2 separate regions of the Homo sapiens genome follow, and region 2 is linked to region 1. A link is a contact called in ENCODE Hi-C data. All regions are on one chromosome and are shown on one strand. The core of a region is the stretch at or near the end of the contact, and the rest is flanking DNA. Distances in the headings are between cores, read along the strand shown.

The links. Hi-C counts contacts between places; a loop is a spot of excess contacts on that map. Pooled maps may share reads with other maps.
Region 2: a loop to region 1 is called in a pooled map, with 9 times the contacts of the local background. The contact joins the promoter of HPRT1 here to the promoter of RAP2C in region 1. A Hi-C loop is called at or near these places in 1 of 37 single-sample maps with no recorded cell type and 10 of 50 pooled maps.

What each region holds. Positions count from the first base shown.
Region 1 is chrX:132,217,888-132,221,654 of GRCh38, forward strand. It overlaps RAP2C (RAP2C, member of RAS oncogene family), which reads right to left and starts at 1,560. Exons shown (of 6, transcript NM_001271186.2): 1 at 1,483-1,560; 2 at 345-454; 3 at 29-125. It overlaps RAP2C-AS1 (RAP2C antisense RNA 1), which reads left to right and starts at 620. Exons shown (of 3, transcript NR_110410.1): 1 at 620-950. RefSeq lists a silencer at 1-49 and enhancers at 1,482-1,551, 1,882-1,931.
Region 2 is chrX:134,458,053-134,461,819 of GRCh38, forward strand. It overlaps HPRT1 (hypoxanthine phosphoribosyltransferase 1), which reads left to right and starts at 2,113. Exons shown (of 9, transcript NM_000194.3): 1 at 2,113-2,286. The coding sequence starts at 2,260. RefSeq lists silencers at 1,985-2,104, 2,205-2,384.

The DNA.
Region 1 (3,767 bases), core at 310-2,809:
CCACCCGGATCAAGCTACTGCCGCTTACCCCGCCGTCCGCACCCGCCCGGCCGCCGGGGAGGCTCTGTCACGCCAAGGCCATGGCCACCCGCTGGCTCCTCTGTCTCTCCGCTGCCCCAGCGCTGCTGCTCGCCGCGGGGAAAGAAGCGGGGGCCTTCCGCGGCGGCCGCAGGGACTCCAGGCGAACCCACCTCTTTTTTTTCTCACCCACCCCCCACCCCCACCCCCACCCCCACCCCCACCCCCACCAAGCACACACCCGGAAGGGTTTCCCTGACACACTGGCTGAGGTGCCCCAGTTCCCCGAGACTGGACGGGATCACTTCCGGTGGGGAAAGTCCCACCTCTTCGGGGCGAGCCGGGTGGCGCTGGAGCCGCGCCCTGCTGAGCGAGCGAGCCGGCCGGGGACGGTTTCGGGTCGGGACTCCGGCTTCGGGAACGGGCCTCTGGAAACCTGCGACGTCAGTCCTTACCCGCCCGCGGCTGCCGCGGACCGTCCCACCCCCAAACCCGTAGAAGCCCCTCCGACCTGCAACCTCCAGCCGCCCGGCCCTAGGACTTGAGCGGCTCCCTGGCCGGTGCGGAACCTGCGGGCTAATAATCTAGCGACCGGGAGAACGCCAAACATCCCTGGACTAGAAGTTGCAGGGGAAATCAAACAGCCCAGAAAGTTTATTCTCCTTGCTGGTATTTCTTCCACTTGCTATTTTGCTGAGAGATGCATGCAAACTACCCTTAGACTTTCAGATGCAGTGCGTTTTACTTAGCCGTGCCTGACAAACACACAGAACTTTTACCGTCTGGTAGATCCGCCTTGACTTTACCAGCGAATACTAAAGTCACTTAAAAAAAAATCACAAGGCTCGAAAACAGCAGCATTAGAAGTAGACTTTATGGTACTCTGCTCAGCTATGTTCTCATTTGATTCCAACCACTACACGGCAGAAAAGGTAACCAATATTCAAGAAAGATTTGATTGGAAACGGTTTAGGCCTAAAGACTAATTTATTTTAATCGTTGATTATGTATAACAATTTGCTTGGCTGGCTCTTACATGCTGAAGTTTTGTTTTAAAGGCCATCCTATGTAGTCTTTGAAATTCAAAAGCAAGTAGTAACTCTGGTGTTAGATTCTAAGTTTCTATTTTTAGATAAAATTGTTACTTCCGACTATCTTTCCCTTTGCTAGCTTTCTATTTGTAAACTTTGTGTCGGATCCACAGAGCCCCAGGGCCAGGAGTCTAGGCTGTATTTTAGGTGTGTCACTTTCTTTTCAATTCAAGCATGTACCCAGAAACCTGCGAGACTCAGTGGCCAGCCTAGCAAAAATGACTCCAAATTCCCTTACTTACAAGCCCTAAATGGCCAAACTCTATAAAGAGATTTATTACTCAGCCTAAATTGTTGGACATTAGAACACAGGCGAATCATAGTAGTGTGAGGTCCCACTGTCCCTCCCTGAGTATTCCCCAATGTCACTTACAGTCTTCAAAGGAGAGTTTAGTTCAATTTCTCCTTGACCTCAGGCCGGTGCCATCTCTCCAGCGAAGTCCCCAGCTCTGGCTCCAGCTGGCCTGGGCCCTGTGTCGTATCAGAGGCACTGCCCTCTGCTGGAAGGGGTTTGGTCTGTGAGTTATGAGTTTCCCCACAGGTCACTGCTCCTTTCACACGTGCTGTTGCCTGATTTGGAGCTCTGCTGCTCATCTCCCTGCCTAGCTGTCTCCAGACTGTCTGGTGGGATTCACAGCCCTCCACCAGCCGTGCTTGTAACTGAGTCTGGAAATTCCTCTTCTGATCCAGCCAGTGTTGAGCAATCGTGGCAAGTCTTTGCTCTATTACTAAACTGTCAAAGCAAGGAGTTCTTTTTCAGGTCATCCCACCTGTTGGCAATTCTAATATCTCTGAATGTGTTGGTCATGCTTAGGAGAGAGTTCTTTGTTTCTCCACGCAGTGAAACATACTCCTCCCCTCAGTACAGCGTCCTGTGGGGTCACTCTCGTCAACTACAGTGGACAAATATTACACTCAGTCTAAAGATCCTTCTAAACTTTCTTAGGAAGGGTATTCATTACAGCATTGATTAGGAAATCAAACAATTGGAAGAAGCTTAAATGTCCTTCAGTAGGTGATTTTTAAAAGTTTCATAGCTCTCTATATCTATTATCTATCATCTATCTATCTATCTACCAACCTACCTACCTACCTATCTGTATTCACAGAATAGGATATTATGCAGCTACTTTAAAAGAGAAAAGCAGATTTGTAAGTGTTTATATAAAAAGATGGCCAAGATATATTGTAGGGCTGAAAAAGCAAGATACTGAACAAATGTCTAGTTGCTACTGTTTATGTAAAACGCAGGTGTGTAATAGTTACATAGCCATTCAAATCTGAAACAAAGTAATTATGGGTGAGGACTATTATGAAATGGCTTTTATTTCTCCATATTTTAATTTATAAACAATAATTGGGAAAAAGGAAGTAAATATAACTTTATAATATTTTTAAAGGAGGAACAAAAGAAAGTTGTTGATCTTGGTTTTGTAAAAAAAAAAAAAAAAAATCCTGACTGTCTAGGGGTCAGTGGACAGGTCCGCCCAATTTAAACAAATTCCCTACCCTTGCTTGCCCTCCCCAAACATCTCTATACTTAGAAAAGTATTTTCACATACATTATCTCATTAGACTCCTGTTGTTTGCTAGTGTACTCTCATTAAGCAATGAGGGTATAAAGAGCAAGCAGAAGAGTGCGGCCTGGCAGTTGAGAGCTAAGGCTCTGAAATGAGACAGAGGTGCATTAAAATTGCAGCTCCGCCACATTCTAGCTCTGTGTCCCCAAGCAAGTGATTTCACTTGTCTGAGCCTCTAACTCCTCACTTGTAAAAAGGAGATAAGAAGTTAACGTGAAAATGTAATGAGGTATTACAGGTAAAGTGCTTAGCACAGTCCCTTGCACATTATAAAGCCTCAATAAATGCTATTTGGTTTTTATTTAAAAGATTTAATGAATTGTTAATTTTTAAAAAATAGCAAACATGGGGGTAACAAAATTTTAAAAGCTCAAATATCTGCAAGTGGCACGAAAATAATAATTCAGTTACTCTTCACAAAGATATTTATTGTTAAAAGCTTCTTATGTTTTTCAGGGGGGAACATTATTCATATGTCAGTGTATCAATCTACCTTCTATATATATTTTTAAAAATTACTGTACTACAAAAGTAATCAACTGTACACACTATTTTTTACCTTGCTTTTTAAACTTTAATTAATTAATTTTTTTAAGACAGTGTCTCCCTCTGTTACCCAAGCTGGAGGGCAGTAGCATGATCATAGCTCACTGCAGCCTCAACCTCCTGGACTCAAGGGATCCTCCCACCTCAGCCTCCCGAGTAGCTAGGACTACAGGTACATGCCACCACACACAGCTAATTTAATTTAATTTAATTTTTTTGGTAGAGATGGAGTCTTACTATGTTGCCCATGGTGGTCTCCAACTCCTGAGCTCAAGGGATCCTCCCGACTTGGCCTCCCAAAGTGCTGGGATTAAAGGCATGAGCCACCATGTCTGGCCTTCTTAATTTTTATTTCATGGCTGTATCATAAGCTAATTAGCCAGCTCCCCTTTGAAGGACACTGATTGCTTCTAGGTTTTTGCACTAAACGCCTTGGACATATATCATTGTCAGTTAATGTTTAGGGTGAATTTCTAGTAATTCAATAATTGAAACAAAAGGCACTTGCACTTAAAATTCTTCTGGTAAGTAT
Region 2 (3,767 bases), core at 863-3,362, 2.2 Mb after region 1:
CCTGTAGTCCCAGCTACTCGGGAAGCTGAGGCAGGAGAATTGCTTGAACCCGGGAGGCAGAGGTTGCAGTGAGCTGAGATCATTCAACTGCACTCCAGCAGAGCAGCAGAGCGAGACTCTGTCTCAAAAAAAAAAAAAAAAGTCTTAGAGGCTAGAAGAAAGTGAACTGTTTAAGGCAAAATTATTATGGAACACGTAACATTGGTATCATCATGTATTGAGCCAAGCTCTATGCTAGGCACTTTTGCATATATTATTTTGTTTAATCTTCACCACACTCTGTGACAGAGATATTAACCTCATTTGACGTATAAGAAACCAAGCACGCAGGGACCAAGGATCTTGCCCAAAGTCAAAATGCTATAATAGTGGGGAACCCAGGATTTGAACTCAGTCCAAAGCCCATACATCCCTTTTCCATTACAGCCTGCTGCCTCTCCAGGATAAAGAGGGAAGACAGGGAAAGTAGGGAAGTATGGACTTCACAAATTCATACATGCTAAAATTATAACAGCTACTGTTTCTTGAGCACCTATTATGTGGCAAATACTATATGAGGTACTTTACATAAATGATTTTTAGAATTCTCGTAAAACTCTTCATGGCAGTAGTTATTATTCTCTCTCTCTCTCTTTTTCTTTTTTCTTGAGACAGGATATTTCTCTGTTGCCCAGGCTGGAGTGCAGTGGCACAGTCTTGGCTCACTGCAGCCTGGACCTCCTGGGCTCAAGCCATCCTCCCACCTCAGCCTCCCAAGTAGCTGGGGCTACAGGCACATGGCCACCAGGCCCAGATAATTTTTCATTTTTGTAGAGACTGAGTCTCACCATGTTACCCAGGTTTATTATTCTCATTTTTTAGATGAAGAGACTGAGGTCCAGAGAAGCTCAATGACTTGCCTAGTTTTACAAATCTCCTGCCATCACATACCCCTCAGCGTCCTTAATAAGAGGGAGGCCACCAACTATGTGCTGGGCACTGTGGTGGATGCTGGAGCTATAGGGTTGAGTATATAAGAAATGGTGTTGCTGGAGCAACTGTTGCTTGCTTACCTGACCTATCTGAGAATTAATTAGCAGGGGAACATATTTTTGTTTTCAGATTCAATATAAGAACTTGTGTGGGCAAAAATAAAGATCAGTAGTAATAACAGTAGTTCCCATTTGCTGACTGTACTGTCCTAAGTGCATATATATATACATACACACACGCATACCTATACTCCTCTAATACTCAAAATGATCCTGTTTATGTATTGTTAATATGCTCATTTTATTTTTAAATTTTTATTTATTTTTATTTTTATTTATTTTTGAGACGGAGTCTCATTCTGTCGCGGAGGCTGAAGTGCAGTGGTGCGATCTCAGCTCAGTGCGACCTCCGCCTCCCGGGTTCAAGTGATTCTCCTGCCTCAGCCTCCGGACTAGCTGGGATTACAGGCGCCCGCCTCCACGCCCAGCTAATTTTTGTATTTTTAGTAGAGATGGGGTTTCGCCATGTTGGCCAGGCTGGTCTCGTACTCCTGACCTTGAGTGATCCACCTGCCTCGGCCTCCCAAAGTGCTGGGATTACAGGCATGAGCCACCGCGCCGGGCTAATATGCTCATTTTAGTGAGGCAAAAATAGAGGCTCAGAGTCTGATTTGTACAAAACTACAGAGCAGTTAAGTGTCCTCTCAGATGTGTACCCTGATCTGGGTGACTCTAGGACTCTAGGTCTCAACTGTTACAACCAGTTAAGGGTTTGGGGAAGCACTGGGCCAAGAGTCAGGAAAATGGAAGCCACAGGTAGTGCAAGGTCTTGGGAATGGGACGTCTGGTCCAAGGATTCACGCGATGACTGGAACCCGAAGAGCCGGGGCCCGGTTTACGGCCGCCATGAAGCAACGCGCGCCGGTAGGTTTGGGAATCAGGGAGCCCTCTGAATAGGAGACTGAGTTGGGAGGGAAAGGGGCTTCGCTGGGGGAGCCTCGGCTTCTTCTGGGAGAAAATTCCCACGGCTACCTAGTGAGCCTGCAAACTGGTAGGCGCCGGCGTAGGCGCGCGGGCGGGGCCGGGGGCGGGGCCTGCGGGGCGTGGCGGGGCGGGCAGAGGGCGGGGCCTGCTTCTCCTCAGCTTCAGGCGGCTGCGACGAGCCCTCAGGCGAACCTCTCGGCTTTCCCGCGCGGCGCCGCCTCTTGCTGCGCCTCCGCCTCCTCCTCTGCTCCGCCACCGGCTTCCTCCTCCTGAGCAGTCAGCCCGCGCGCCGGCCGGCTCCGTTATGGCGACCCGCAGCCCTGGCGTCGTGGTGAGCAGCTCGGCCTGCCGGCCCTGGCCGGTTCAGGCCCACGCGGCAGGTGGCGGCCGGGCCCTGAGGCGCGGGATCCGCAGTGCGGGCTCGGGCGGCCGGGCCCAGGGAACCCCGCAGGCGGGGGCGGCCAGTTTCCCGGGTTCGGCTTTACGTCACGCGAGGGCGGCAGGGAGGACGGAATGGCGGGGTTTGGGGTGGGTCCCTCCTCGGGGGAGCCCTGGGAAAAGAGGACTGCGTGTGGGAAGAGAAGGTGGAAATGGCGTTTTGGTTGACATGTGCCGCCTGCGAGCGTGCTGCGGGGAGGGGCCGAGGGCAGATTCGGGAATGATGGCGCGGGGTGGGGGCGTGGGGGCTTTCTCGGGAGAGGCCCTTCCCTGGAAGTTTGGGGTGCGATGGTGAGGTTCTCGGGGCACCTCTGGAGGGGCCTCGGCACGGAAAGCGACCACCTGGGAGGGCGTGTGGGGACCAGGTTTTGCCTTTAGTTTTGCACACACTGTAGTTCATCTTTATGGAGATGCTCATGGCCTCATTGAAGCCCCACTACAGCTCTGGTAGCGGTAACCATGCGTATTTGACACACGAAGGAACTAGGGAAAAGGCATTAGGTCATTTCAAGCCGAAATTCACATGTGCTAGAATCCAGATTCCATGCTGACCGATGCCCCAGGATATAGAAAATGAGAATCTGGTCCTTACCTTCAAGAACATTCTTAACCGTAATCAGCCTCTGGTATCTTAGCTCCACCCTCACTGGTTTTTTCTTGTTTGTTGAACCGGCCAAGCTGCTGGCCTCCCTCCTCAACCGTTCTGATCATGCTTGCTAAAATAGTCAAAACCCCGGCCAGTTAAATATGCTTTAGCCTGCTTTATTATGATTATTTTTGTTGTTTTGGCAATGACCTGGTTACCTGTTGTTTCTCCCACTAAAACTTTTTAAGGGCAGGAATCACCGCCGTAACTCTAGCACTTAGCACAGTACTTGGCTTGTAAGAGGTCCTCGATGATGGTTTGTTGAATGAATACATTAAATAATTAACCACTTGAACCCTAAGAAAGAAGCGATTCTATTTCATATTAGGCATTGTAATGACTTAAGGTAAAGAGCAGTGCTATTAACGGAGTCTAACTGGGAATCCAGCTTGTTTGGGCTATTTACTAGTTGTGTGGCTGTGGGCAACTTACTTCACCTCTCTGGGCTTAAGTCATTTTATGTATATCTGAGGTGCTGGCTACCTCTTGGAGTTATTGAGAGGATTATAAGACAGTCTATGTGAATCAGCAACCCTTGCATGGCCCCTGGCGGGGAACAGTAATAATAGCCATCATCATGTTTACTTACATAGTCCTAATTAGTCTTCAAAACAGCCCTGTAGCAATGGTATGATTATTACCATTTTACAGATGAGGAACCTTTGAAGCCTCAGAGAGGCTAACAGACATACCCTAGGTCATACAGTTATTAAGAGAAGGAGCTCTGT